Regions from separate parts of the Homo sapiens genome. Here regions 2 and 3 are each linked to region 1. The links are chromatin contacts, found by Hi-C or POLR2A ChIA-PET in ENCODE. All regions are on one chromosome and are shown on one strand. The core of a region is the stretch at or near the end of the contact, and the rest is flanking DNA. Distances in the headings are between cores, read along the strand shown.

The links. A loop is a pair of places that touch in the nucleus more often than their neighbours do. ChIA-PET counts read pairs that join two places held with the same protein, here RNA polymerase II (POLR2A). Pooled maps may share reads with other maps.
Region 2: a loop to region 1 is called in a pooled map, with 2.7 times the contacts of the local background. The contact joins the promoter of MBNL1 here to the promoter of P2RY1 in region 1. A Hi-C loop is called at or near these places in 4 of 50 pooled maps. POLR2A ChIA-PET finds 5 or more read pairs at or near these places in 3 of 52 experiments (WTC11 and activated naive CD8-positive, alpha-beta T cell).
Region 3: a map of cardiac septum shows a loop between it and region 1 (3-fold over the local background). The contact joins the promoter of LINC02917 here to the promoter of P2RY1 in region 1. A Hi-C loop is called at or near these places in 1 of 168 maps with a recorded cell type or tissue (cardiac septum) and 1 of 50 pooled maps.

The regions. Positions count from the first base shown.
Region 1 is chr3:152,833,875-152,838,528 of GRCh38, forward strand. P2RY1 (purinergic receptor P2Y1) reads left to right here and starts at 1,257. Exons shown (of 1, transcript NM_002563.5): 1 at 1,257-4,654. The coding sequence starts at 1,909. The coding sequence ends at 3,030. RefSeq lists silencers at 1,164-1,213, 1,926-2,220 and an enhancer at 1,394-1,493.
Region 2 is chr3:152,266,401-152,270,978 of GRCh38, forward strand. It overlaps MBNL1 (muscleblind like splicing regulator 1), which reads left to right and starts at 2,529. Exons shown (of 10, transcript NM_021038.5): 1 at 2,529-2,692. MBNL1-AS1 (MBNL1 antisense RNA 1) reads right to left here and starts at 3,226. Exons shown (of 2, transcript NR_027038.1): 1 at 3,028-3,226; 2 at 1-2,672. RefSeq lists enhancers at 1,732-2,574, 2,017-2,116, 2,575-3,416 and silencers at 2,307-2,366, 2,417-2,466, 2,867-2,976.
Region 3 is chr3:152,202,329-152,206,763 of GRCh38, forward strand. It overlaps LINC02917 (long intergenic non-protein coding RNA 2917), which reads right to left and starts at 3,099. Exons shown (of 3, transcript NR_186000.1): 1 at 3,045-3,099. LOC101928166 (a long non-coding RNA gene) reads right to left here and starts at 3,101. Exons shown (of 3, transcript NR_136178.1): 1 at 3,045-3,101. RefSeq lists a silencer at 652-946.

The DNA.
Region 1 (4,654 bases), core at 7-2,506:
CAAGAAGTGCTAGATTCCATTCTTGTGCGGGTCCATTTATATATGTTCCTGAACAGCTAATATTTCATTTAGTTTCCAATTAAACTTGCTCAAATACATTTTTGAAGTGCATTGCTTAAAATTTACATTCAAGGCAAGAAAACGAGTTTGTCAGTAAATGTAGTAATTAAGGAAGTCCCAAGTCTGTATTTTTAAGATACTAGAGGTAATTGTAACTAATCACTTTAACTTAAAGAAATAGAATTGGAAATACCCCCCTCCCCCCGCCACCCCCTACCAAAACCATACCTTAGTCACTTTGGAATTATAACCGTCTTTTACGTCTATCAATATAAATGTATTGCATTTGGCATTCAAATTACTTTCAAAGGGATAAATTTCGAATTTTTTTTTTTCATTGTAGCTTCTGATCTTTAAATGTACTGAACAGGAGGATTTGGGGAGCTTGTCTTGTCTGATAGGTGTTAAGTATCTATGACGACAAATTTGAGCTGAAGCAATGTGCAATATGGACTAGTAATATCTTCACAAGACTATTTTGGAAATTCTCACGTTGATGTTATTAATGACGTGGGTTTATTAGCATTTGGGTAATTAAGAAAAAACAGTACTAGAATTTAAAAAAAAGAAAAAAAAAGGTAAGAAGGGCGAAACAGAGTTCTCCACTCCTCTCCCAACCCTCATTCCTTTGGAGGCTCGCGCCCTCTTGGAATAGCAGGTTCCTGCATGTGCCAGAAATCCGGTCCCGGCAAAGCTAGACGCTCTGCAATGACAGGCGTTCCCAGCTAGGGACTCCTGGCTGCTTGGAGCTTGAAAACACCTGGCGTGGTTCTCGAGGGCCCTAGAGGCTCCTGCTACGGACTGGTCGGCTCTGGGGTTGTAGGCAGAAGGCTCTAAGCGGTCGGAAGGGTTTCCTGTGTGTCAGCAACTTCACTTTGCCGAGATAGCTGGCGGAAGAGGGAAGGAGCGCTCGCGGGCCAATCGCCTGCCAGCAGCCACCTTGGAGCGCACCCCTCTCCCTCGCCGCCGACTCCGGTAGCAGCGTGCCGGCAGAGGCTGAACACACTCGGCCTCGGCGGAGACCTGCTCCCCAGAAGACGCCTCCTGCTTCCCACTGCGCCCTGGAGGACGCGGGCTGGCTGCTGGGCGAGCTCGGCGGAGGCACGCCCCTCGCCTCCCCGCGGAGTGCGGACTCGCCCCGGTGCCCAAACTCCGCCCACCCTCTAGGGAGCTCCGCTCTCCCGCCTAACCCCGGCACTCCGGACAGAGCTGGGCCTGGGGAAGGGGTTCCTGAACTACGCGGACGCCGAACGGGACGCGCTGCAGAAGCGCACGAGTCTGCGGCCACGCGCGCTCCGATGGCTGCCAGGAGCTGAGCTCAGGGTGGGCGGAGGAAGCGGTTAGACGCCCCGAAACTGAGCTGCACGTTTCTAAGGTAGGGAGGAGGAAGATGCCCCCAATTAAGTTGATCTTTGAGCCAAGGAGGCTGGGGAGCAGCCTCCCCAAGCTAGAGCCCTGCAGAGCGAGTTTCCCTTGACCTCGCTGCGCCTCTGGCGCGCTCTGCAGCGCGGACCCGCGGCCCCTCGGGAAAGCGCAGTCGGAAAGTTATCCGCGGCGGTTCCCTGCGCGCCCTGTTGTGTAAGCTCGGCGTTGCCAGCGGACGGAGAAGTTGCTGGCTTGCCCGATAGCCCAGTTCGGTGGCGGCCCGGGGCGGATTTCATGGCCCGCGGCGAACGCGGGGCCAGAGCTGGCGTGGGCGAGCCCCTGCGCGCCCCCTCCCGCGGGGATCCAGTTCGCCTGCTCCCTTCCGCTCGCTGGCTTTTCCGATGCTTGCTGCGCCCCTGGCCGCCGCTGCCCTCTCGCCGCCTCCTACCCCTCGGAGCCGCCGCCTAAGTCGAGGAGGAGAGAATGACCGAGGTGCTGTGGCCGGCTGTCCCCAACGGGACGGACGCTGCCTTCCTGGCCGGTCCGGGTTCGTCCTGGGGGAACAGCACGGTCGCCTCCACTGCCGCCGTCTCCTCGTCGTTCAAATGCGCCTTGACCAAGACGGGCTTCCAGTTTTACTACCTGCCGGCTGTCTACATCTTGGTATTCATCATCGGCTTCCTGGGCAACAGCGTGGCCATCTGGATGTTCGTCTTCCACATGAAGCCCTGGAGCGGCATCTCCGTGTACATGTTCAATTTGGCTCTGGCCGACTTCTTGTACGTGCTGACTCTGCCAGCCCTGATCTTCTACTACTTCAATAAAACAGACTGGATCTTCGGGGATGCCATGTGTAAACTGCAGAGGTTCATCTTTCATGTGAACCTCTATGGCAGCATCTTGTTTCTGACATGCATCAGTGCCCACCGGTACAGCGGTGTGGTGTACCCCCTCAAGTCCCTGGGCCGGCTCAAAAAGAAGAATGCGATCTGTATCAGCGTGCTGGTGTGGCTCATTGTGGTGGTGGCGATCTCCCCCATCCTCTTCTACTCAGGTACCGGGGTCCGCAAAAACAAAACCATCACCTGTTACGACACCACCTCAGACGAGTACCTGCGAAGTTATTTCATCTACAGCATGTGCACGACCGTGGCCATGTTCTGTGTCCCCTTGGTGCTGATTCTGGGCTGTTACGGATTAATTGTGAGAGCTTTGATTTACAAAGATCTGGACAACTCTCCTCTGAGGAGAAAATCGATTTACCTGGTAATCATTGTACTGACTGTTTTTGCTGTGTCTTACATCCCTTTCCATGTGATGAAAACGATGAACTTGAGGGCCCGGCTTGATTTTCAGACCCCAGCAATGTGTGCTTTCAATGACAGGGTTTATGCCACGTATCAGGTGACAAGAGGTCTAGCAAGTCTCAACAGTTGTGTGGACCCCATTCTCTATTTCTTGGCGGGAGATACTTTCAGAAGGAGACTCTCCCGAGCCACAAGGAAAGCTTCTAGAAGAAGTGAGGCAAATTTGCAATCCAAGAGTGAAGACATGACCCTCAATATTTTACCTGAGTTCAAGCAGAATGGAGATACAAGCCTGTGAAGGCACAAGAATCTCCAAACACCTCTCTGTTGTAATATGGTAGGATGCTTAACAGAATCAAGTACTTTTCCCCTCTTTAACTTTCTAGTTTAGAAAAAAATCAAACCAAGAAAATAGTGAGTTAAAAAAATAATAGAAGTAGAAATGCCCACATCCACACTTAGCTTGTTTGGGTTTGCTTTCACAGTCTCTCTTCCTTCTGACTAGAAGTATGTATAATAAAACAATACTACCTAGTTAAACATTTACTTTCTCTTTTGCCTTTAAAATGTGCAGGCTTTTCTGTTTAAAGTGTGTGTGCACATGAGTACTGGGGCTGTTTTTGATATTAGTAATTTCTCTAAGAAAACTAGCCCCCTGCAACTTGAGTTTGTGGTTTATCTAGCCTTTATTGTTTTTTTAAAATCCACAGTAGGAATAAAAAATCTATATTCTCAGAAATATCTAGCATGGTATATAACAAAACACTAAACTCATCAGTTCATCCGGCATCAGATCAATGGATCTCTGAGCGGGGTGTTTTTTTCAGTGTCTTATAAGCATAGATGATAGTTGACTGAGTTTCTTTAGGGCATTGAATAGACAAGTAAAGCTAATGAATTTAAAAGCCTGAAAAGTGATTGTTTTCCAGTTATTTCTGGAAAAGGTCTCATTATATATTGGGTGCTAAATGTTTGATGGGGAAAGCCTGCATATATTATCGTACTGGTAAAATGCATTCAAAATAATTAAAGTGCATGTATTTTCCTTGTAAACACCATGAGCTCTCTTAGACATCTTGTGATAAAGAGCATTTACTTGCCCCACTGCTGTGCAATGCCTTAGGACTTTGTTTGTGTTCCAGGACAAGTGTTCACTCACATCTGTAAAAACAATTTTAAGAATTGCAAATAAATTACAGACCAAAGATTGAGTAAAGTCAAATAACTGTTAGTAAGTTGAAGGATATTGGACAGGAGGACAGTATTTCAGAAAAGGAGAGGTTGACAGTCATCCACAAGGCATAGCCTCCAAGTATACTCTCAAATGTATGAAGCAACTGGGGTGGGCAGAAGACATTTTAGAATGAGGGCTTTAGTTTAAATTAAAGTCATGGTGGAGAAGACTCTTGCTTCCTCCAAGTGTTTGAAAACACAAAATGCGATATGAAAAGAAGAAATAGAATTTGTATAGGTTGCATTGATAGAATGGGAAGCTATAATCTTTGAATAAACCTTACATCTCAATATTTAAAGAAAAAACATATATATGGAGGGAAATATAGAGAATTAAAGTACCTAGATGCCATAGCACTGAAAAGTAAAGTACTACTCAAACTACTAATAGAAGACTATTGGTCAGTGTTTTCTATTATATTTGTTCTCTGCCAGGTGTTAATGAAAAATTTGTAAAATGCTTCAACAGTGTTAATAATTTTAATGAATATTGAATTGCTGCATGTCTAGTCCTTGAAATGGTCAAATTCTATATAATGAGAATAACAAGGTGAGATAATGCAATTGACAATCCCAAACAAATCCAGTGTCAAAGGAATTTTTAGTTTTGGAAGCTATCCCTCATAAAGTCAACATCAGAGTTTGCAACTGATGGTGGCATAACTTGTTTGAAAGCACTTTACAAGTAG
Region 2 (4,578 bases), core at 1,279-3,778, 570 kb before region 1:
AATATAATTTCCCCTTTTGCACCATAAGCAGGTTCAAAAGTCCTGTGTTTCACCATGTTGCTCCAAACAGCAAATTTTCTAACCCACATGAAAAAAGAACACTACAGTTCTAACTTGGAATTCTACAAGGGTTTGAGAACAATTGAAAATAAATTTCTACCACTAGGATTAGTCCTTAGTGGTTCGCAGGCATTCTAAGCAGAGGGGCATGGAAGCTAGCTAGGGCACCAACCTGCTAGCAGATGCAAAGTTTGCTCTACTAAGAAGTTAGGCCTTTAATATCACAGACAATGGGAGGCAAAATGAAGACATAAAAAGGCAAGTAGCAAGCAATTCAGTAGGCTAAGCCAGGGATTTGAGAGTCTCCCAAGGCTCCTCCCTTCCTCATTCCCTGCATGAGTCATTTTTCCAGTCTGTCCACACCCATTCACCCCTCCATCCCACACTCTCATTCACCCTCCAAGCTGCCGTCACAGGAACTTTCTGCAATACAAGTCCAGACTCCATCTCTGGCCCTTGCTGCCTAAACTTTCCTAGTTCATTAGTTTTGGCAGTAAAGTTGAGACTCGTTAGATCAACACAGACCTACTTTTAGTGTCATCTCCTGCCACTCTCCTGTACTACCCTACCCTCGCTTCTCACAGAAAGGCTGAGAAGGCTGGCAGACCCCTTGTATATACCCTGCTCCTTTCGTTTTCTTTGAGACAGGGTCTTTTAATGTCACCCAGGCTGGTCTCAAACTCCTGGCCTCAATCCTCCCTCCATGGCCTCCCAAAGTGCTGGGATTACAGGTGTGAGCCATGCCATCCAGCCTGCCCTGCTCTTTTCTCTTCTCCACCTGGACTCTACTCCCTTTTGATCTTGCCAACTTCTACACACCTTTCAAGGCACCAGTTAAATGTAAATCCTCCAGGAACCCTTCCTTTGCCATCCTCAGAGCCCTCATTGGATTGCTTCCCACATACAGCACTTATCCCTTATGCAGAATTAATCGGTTTGTCTCTCACCTACTAGAGGCGTTATCCTTGAGTGTAGGGACTGTCTTATCCATTCTTGCATCACTGGCATAGTAGGCACTAAATGTAGTTGCTGAATGCTTAATAAGAGGAATGGAAGTCTTCGTAGCTTGGGGTAGATACTAATGGGCAGATAGAAAGTTCCCATCCCTGTTCTCTGAGAAAGTGTCAGTGTTCTTTTAGTTTGCTTAAACTGTGTGGGTACTTGAGTCCTTTTAAACGATTAACGCTGGGAAGAGGCACCATTTAATTAATTAATTTGTTCTGGAAGGGATCAGTGTACAATTTTAACTCAGTGCTTTGTGGATCTAGCTAAAGGTCAAGAACTAAAGTCGGCTATTAGTGCCTCTGGAAGATATTTCTGCACTTTAGCACCTTTCTGATGTTTTTCCTTCACCTCGAGCTGGCCTCACTCTCTTCAACAAAACCGAACCTGCAGGAAGAATGTTGTACCATATCCAGCATTTTTGTCCCAACAAACATGGGACAAACGTTTTTCACTAGAATCATCCTTGAACAAGTTATCCGAATTCCTTACATTCAAAGGAAATCCTGCCCCCAGTCTCCAAAACTTCATCACATCACAGACGTTCAGGATTCTTTCCATTCAAAGCAAAGCCAAGTTACATCTTATAGCACCCAGTGAATTATGATATGGGGCTGCGGTTTATTTGCTCTGGCGACAATATGGCTTACTTGCCGTGGAATATCCCGGTATTTCAGAAGTAACATATTATTTTTAAAGAGGGAGCTTTGCTTTCTCTAAATCACATGGTGCAAAGTTGGGAATACAGTGGCCTGTAAATTACAAATATTATTTACAAACTAGAAGGAAAGCTGACATGTGTTTGTGCCTGTGTGACAGTTTCACTAAGGAATTCCAAAACTGTGGATAGCCTGTTACTTGAGAAAAATACACGGTGGCAGTCTTGCAGATGTTTTTCCCGCCTGTTAGCCCTCCAGGTTCAAAAACTGTTTGGTGCATTTTAAGGCGGCAGTCTCACCAGATCGCAGGATTCTAGTCTAATTGGCTTCTAACCTTCAATCTAACCTTGCCGGCTTCCTTGCAAAGCCCGGTGCAAGGGCCTCTTTCAAAATGAACCCACTGGTGTGCCTAGCAGTCGGTAGAAGAAGCGGGAGGGCGTCCGGTCTGCACGCCCGCCGCGAGGTTACAATGCTGAACGCATGAGATGGAAGATACCAACGGGAGGCCGAGGGGATCCACGGCGCCCGCGCGGGCTCCGGCTTCCTCCTGCTCTCGGCGCCGCTGGGCGACCGCCCATGACCCGCTCTTGCGGGCTCTGTCCGGTTGACAGGCGACCCTGTGGCCCGGGGAAGCGCGGGAGGGCGCCGGCGGAAAGTTGAAGAGCGTTTTTCTCGCCGCCGCGTGCATTAGGAGCTCGACGAGTCCGCCCTGGGCTTCCTGGTGGGGCTGGGCGGGCGGGGGAGGGGCCGCGCAGCAGCAGCGGAAGCCAGACCTCGGCGATAAGAGGCTGCACAGCGACATGCAACAGTCTTTTCACTGCAGCTGAATGAGTTGTGGCGCCCACAATGCTCCCATGACAAGGAGCTGACAAGTTCCATTTTCCGTCGCGGGCATCTTGGAATCATGACTCCCACAATGCCTTGGGCACTTGGTCGACAGTGGGGCCGCCTCTGAAAAAAAAATGTGAGAGGTAAGTTTCCATTTTCACAGTTTCCCCGCGCCGCTTCATTGTTCGGACTCCGGCGGGTCTGCCCGTGGCTGAAGGAGGAAGTGCGAGGAGGTGCTCGCCGGCCGCGGTTCTCCCGGGCAGGGGCGGGCCGCTCGCGGTAGTTGGTTTCGCGTCCCTCAGCACCTCCTGCCCGGGGGAAGGCGGGAGGGTGAGCCGCAGCCGCTCCTGCGCCCTTCCCTGCCGCGGGCTCTGCGGACGCTGTCACGGCACAGCCCGCGCACGGCTTGGCAGCCCAGCGGGACCCAGGGAGAAACAGGGGGGCGAGAAGAGAAACAGGTGCGTGCAAGTGTACTCACAACTTAATGACCTTTGTCGGGGGAAGGTGTGAGTCCCTCTGAGTCGAGCGGCGCGCGGGTCTTCCCGGCGGCTCCCGCATCCCTGGCCCCGGGGCTGCCATCCCGCCCGGTTTTCATCTGGGCCAAATATGTGCACGCAAAGGTTAATTCTCTGCTTGCTACCCATAAATTACGCATGACATGTTTAGCTGGGCTGCCTTATATGGAGAGTGCTGTATTTCAGGCCAGTTTGCCTTTTGCCAAGTTTACAGGGCGGAAGACGCCCTGTAGGAGAGGGCTGCCTCCTCCTTTTCTTCTTCTTCTTTTTTTTTTCATCGTTTTGTAGTGCGTCACTCAAAAACTGTAAGAAAAGTAAGTATAGAAGCTCTTTGGGTGGAGCCGCAGTTGGTTGAATTGCTTTCATGAAAGGTTGAAAAGAATGAAAAGTAGTTAGTACTTGGGTTCTGGTTTTTAGACAAAAGCAGGACAAATATGTAGCCACCCCCCAACTTTTTTTTTTTTTTTTAAACGGAGCCGGAATCTGTTATTGGTAGTAATGTGTCATGTGAGAATACTTTGATTCCAGAGCCTGTAACACGAGCAGGTATATGGTGGCGCTTATGCCTTCCCCTCGCACAGCACTTTACAACTACAGGGGTGTTGCTGCCAGAGTAATATTGTATTCTTAAGGCTCTCTGGGGCCGGGAGAGTATGCGGCTGTTGGGATTCTGGGGTGTATTTCCGTGGAGTATGTCTCCCCAGGATTAAAGTTAAGAAGCTGCCGGAAAGGTTGTTGCCGCTGACTTCACTTTGTGTGCCCACCAGCACAGGCACAAGTCATAGCAGATGGATGGCAAACTCTGCCATATACTCTGAGGAGTTTCTTAAATTAATACGCTAGGAGAGAAGTCATAATTAATGCTTTTAGACTTTCGAGCCCTCTGCAGCGTGCTTTGAAATACTACACCGGTGGACACTATGTCCCTTCCTCCTGGGTTTGAACACAGTGTCTGTTTATACACAGAGGGTGTTTAGTACCTAAGTATTCTATACCAGCACAAGAGAGCCACTCCACAGTTATCTCTCTGTGTGGATTCCTAAGTGTGTTGGTGTTTCTCCTTGCTGTTGAGATAAAATATTATCACCCAGAGAGAAAATGAAAGTTCAACGACTGTAAAATTTATCCCAGGAATGTGCAGTTCAATACTTAGAATGTCTTAGATGTAGTTATAGATAGAGGCACTGAATAAGTTATTTTGTAGCCTGAGAATGCACATCGCTGTCACTTGTATCTTGCTTTCTTAAAGTTGGTGACAACTAAGGCTAAACTTCTTTAGAAAACCTAATGTTCTAGTTTTTATCTGTTTTGTGTATTTGCATGGGAGTTACTTTATTATTATTATTATATTGTTAGGTCTTCTTTGAAAATGTAGGCATAGCTTTTTTAGTCTTATTTGTTTAATGGGGGGTTTCCTTGCTGAAGACTACAAAAGTTGCCTTTTGTGTTTTAAGGAACAGGTTGGGTCAGCAACAGAAAACCTGTTCATCTATAATTATAGTGTCACTTAAGAC
Region 3 (4,435 bases), core at 1,849-4,348, 630 kb before region 1:
AATTCTTTATTCACAGCTGCTATGTGAATCCAAGCAAATTTTTCATCTAGAGACCCTCTCTTGCAAAATCTTTAAAGACAGTTGAACTAAACAATTCTTATGTCCATGTCAGCCCTAAAATCCTACATTTCTGTGTTCTAACAGGTTAATTAATATGGTTTCTAAATCAAAGCATAATAAAATTATATTAGGTACCTTGTTTTTGAGGATGAAAGAGAATATGCTCAAAAAGCTTTATTAATATTTTTCAGGTATACTGCTATATGTCAGCTAAAACTTTGGAAATTAAATAATTACATAAAGTATTATGACTATAACTGCTGATTATATAGAACACATGTAGGCACAAAACATGCATCTAAAAAAGATCTTGCTTACTTAAAAAAAAATCCTGTTTTTAGAGCACTATTTGTTTTGATAAGATAAACCATTTGTGTAAGGCACAATGAATGGCAAAATTCTTTTATCTTATCAAATAGAGGGTTACATAGGAAAGGATGCATTCTCCAGAATTTTGATAGTGTAAAATATTTAATACTGTAAGAGTTCTTAGTGGATCAGTAAAGACATACCATGAAAAGTTATTTTTGAGGAGTACTTAAGCAGTTACAGTGTTATCATATGAAGGCAAATTATAATATTCCTTCTTACTAGCCAGGCCTCCATGTACTTTTTGATCTTTTCCCTAAATGCATTTCATATTCCTTGGTTATATCTGAAGAAAGCCAATACCTTTAGTCCAAACATAGGAGAAAAGTAATCGGGGCTTTCACTGCAATCCAGTAGATGAATACATTATTTATTGATAACCTTTGTTATGTGTACACAGCTGGGGATGGAGGTGTGGTCAAAGTGTGGTAGAGATCACCAGAGGACACTTCAGACACCACTAGGACTGGTATGGCTTTCTCCTCTTCACTCCTGTTTTAAAGATTGCTCAGACTTTTTCAAGAAATGTGTAGAAATATGTTTGAGGCTCAGCATGCTTCTCTTATTTTGCTGATGAAGAGTCTCTGGCATTAGCCAGACTTCTTGGAATAGTAATATTTTTTAATAGCAAACTAACATGTCCTCTAACAAAAACCTTCCCTTCCCACTTTTTTTTAACCAGTTTGCTGAGTATCATGTTAGTATTCACTTTTTTCTTCATAAGAGCCTAAAATGCCTTGCATTTTGGCAAAGTGAATTTATTTTATTTTTTAGCTTCTACATTATTTAAAACAAAAAGTGTCGACTGCTTGAACTTTCATTTTTATATCAATCAATATTTCCTGGTCTCCTTTTCAAACGAGCTGACTTTTCTGAAGATTTTTAAGAGGCCACCTGATTTCAGGAGTAAAAATAAATAAATGAGAAGAAAGTATTTACTATTTTCAACTACATCTGTGGCAAAGAATCAAAATGTGCATATATCCCAACTGCGAAGTATCTCTAGTTAAAATATAAGCTGTTTAACATTAACTTTAATGTTAGCAACCTCACAAATGCCTTCTCTACAAGTCAGGGCCTCACAGAAAGCCATAAAAGGAAAGGAATATAATTTCTCTTGCTGGCACTTACTGAAAAGCTAAAATAGAATAGTAACAGAAATCATATTTGCCAGCCCTAACTGAAGGAATTGTGAAACATCTCAGAAGATTGTAAGTTATTATAAAAATGTTGTAATTACCATGCTATTAACTATGCCTTATAGGAGTTGAAACTTTTGTTTAACCAAAAATTATTTCAAGAACAGACAGCTAATTACTTACATTTAGAAAATATATTGCATACAAAGATATGGAGCATTTTAAAACGTAGCTTTAGGTTGAAATGCAGTAGTCCATTTTTTACTCCCTAATAAGAACTAGGATTTTTGAAATGATATTTTCAAGTATAGTAATAATATCTTTGAAATAATTCACTTATTTTTCCAGTTGCTGGCTTCAAAAGATTTTTAAAAACTGTGTCATTTATTTCATAAATTCTGAATTCTTTAAAGCAAACATGAGTGTGTGAAAGTTAGTTAAAGCACACCTACAGTAAGAAATTACGTGATTCTTACAGTGAGTTATTGCTCTTTTTAAAAGTGATTCATTGACTATGGCTTGGGTAGCTTAACCCTTTGAAGTACACATATCTGCATATACAGATTACACATGTTTTGAAAAAATGAGTAAGTTTTGAATTACAGGTATGTATGTGGAATTGTGAGGTCAATACAGAAAGTTTGGATAAAATGCCACTTTGGCAGAACGCTAAAGATTAGTGTCAGCTGTGGGATCTTTTTGTTGATGTAATAATGCACATTTCAGTTCACCTTAAACAATGACTATCTTGACTACTGTATTATGTCATTATATACTGCATTTATGGCTCTTTCAGGAATAATTGTGAAAGCTTTATTGAATTATTTTTCATTTCTTTTCTAATTACAATTTTCAATTTATGTCATATCCAAGGGAACATAACAAGAAACTAAATCAATTTATTTCTCTGTGTTTCTTTTTTAATAAAAAGAAAACTAAGCTTTTCTGATTTTTTTCTGAAATTGCTTTTTTATGCTTTCTTAAAAACAAATTTATCTTTAAATTTAAATTCAAATATGAAACCCCTTGCCAAGATACATGTTTAGCTTTTTTTTTCCTTCAGAGAATTTTTTTCCTGGTAAGAATAATTTATATGGCTGAGGCTTTAGTCCCAAAACAGTTTTAAATTGAAAAAAAAGTGGCTTTTAAGAAACCGAAATGCCCATTTTTTGTCTTAAATGAGTCTACCAATGCCTCCTTTCTCCTTTCCTCCACTATCCTCCCTCACTCACACTTCAACAAGTATACCCCCACACTATTTTTCACACTGTTTCTTCCCTAGAGTAAGTCCTTTTCAGGCTACCTGGTGGTTTGTCCACAGCCTAGGCAATGCAAATATCACCCAAATGAGTCCCTGAGATACATGTTAATAGAAGCTATACAATGTAATGTTAAGAACCAGTTGGCTTCTCTGTCTCCAAATACTGATCTAATACATGTTTGCAGATTAGATTTACAATGGATGAATTTACATACAGTTCTGTGCTCTGTAGAGAAATGTAGTTGCTTTAGAGTCGGAACGGCAAAATGTGGCTCTTCTGAACCTAGAAGAGAAAATTCTGACCCCTCCTCCTTCCCCATTTTAATGGTTTGACTAACCACAGACAAACACCCTTAGCATATTTGGGGAAGTAAGTTGTTATTTTATCGGTTTGAGGACTTCTCTAAACTTATCTTTTATATGCTCTCCAGCCCTAGGCTGTGATGTTTTCTGGTTGTCTTTAAATATCTGAAGAGGCAAAAGCTCTTGCTCTCAGTTCTTATTAACTTCTCGTCACAACAGGAATAGTCTGTTAATCTAATTTGCCTATAAACTTATTTTTTTCTTTCCTTGGTTTTCTACCCATAACATTCCCCAACTTAATTTGCTGCTTGGAACTTCTATATTGAAGACCACCCATTTCCTTATCTATTACCTGCTCATTCTTCACTGTGTCTATGGATATATCTGATGCTCTCTATTCTTAAAAGGATGAGAAAATAAGAAATAGGAAGAAACTGAGGGGTTGTTTTAAAACTCAACCAATAAATTATTGACATTACACCTAGCTGATACAAATCTATACACTCGTGGGTTCAAGAAATTTCATTTTCTTTTACGATCACGATTTAAAAGTGTAATTCTAACTCTGAGACATCTTCCCATTGGGATGACAGGAAATTCAATCCCAGGCACTCTCGGTACTCCCCATCTTCTCTCCCTCCTCTTCCCCCAGGCCCAGAGTGTTAAGGAATAGAAGTCACAAATATGATGTGGAAACAGTAAAAGGTGGCACCTTTTCAAGATTGTGCCCCTCCTCTACATAGGCCCATCTGATTTCTGATCTTGCTTGGACAGATCTTCTGTATTTTCAACAGAAGGCATAAATGTGAATTTTTATGTGAATTCTCTCAAATTATAAATATTTATTTAAATGATGCCATTTAAAAATATATAGCTTTAAGCCAATTCAGCCCATTGGCCACCATTTTACAACTTCTATCTTGGACATGGTAAGTGCCATAAGGGCACTTGCCATCAGGCTGCTTCGGCCTTTCTGCCCTGCGTGAAGGCAAGGGTCGGCCTGGCTATCTGTCTGATAACTTTTCAGAGCCCAGGGGCTCAGGGGAGATGCTCACTTAGATAGCCTCTACCCTAACATTTGGTGATTATCATTTATTACAGAGTACTTTGTGCTTCAGGAGTTCTCTAGTTCTAAAGGTTATTTGCACAAGCAAAACAATAAAAAATTAATTACACCAAATAGTAGGCATTGCATGGTTCTTATCAGGTGAAACTAGAGGAAGTATTTGGCATGTTTCTTTATTCTTTGCAGAGATTCCATAATTCCAACACTATGAGGAATATATTGGTAAAAGGAGAGAAG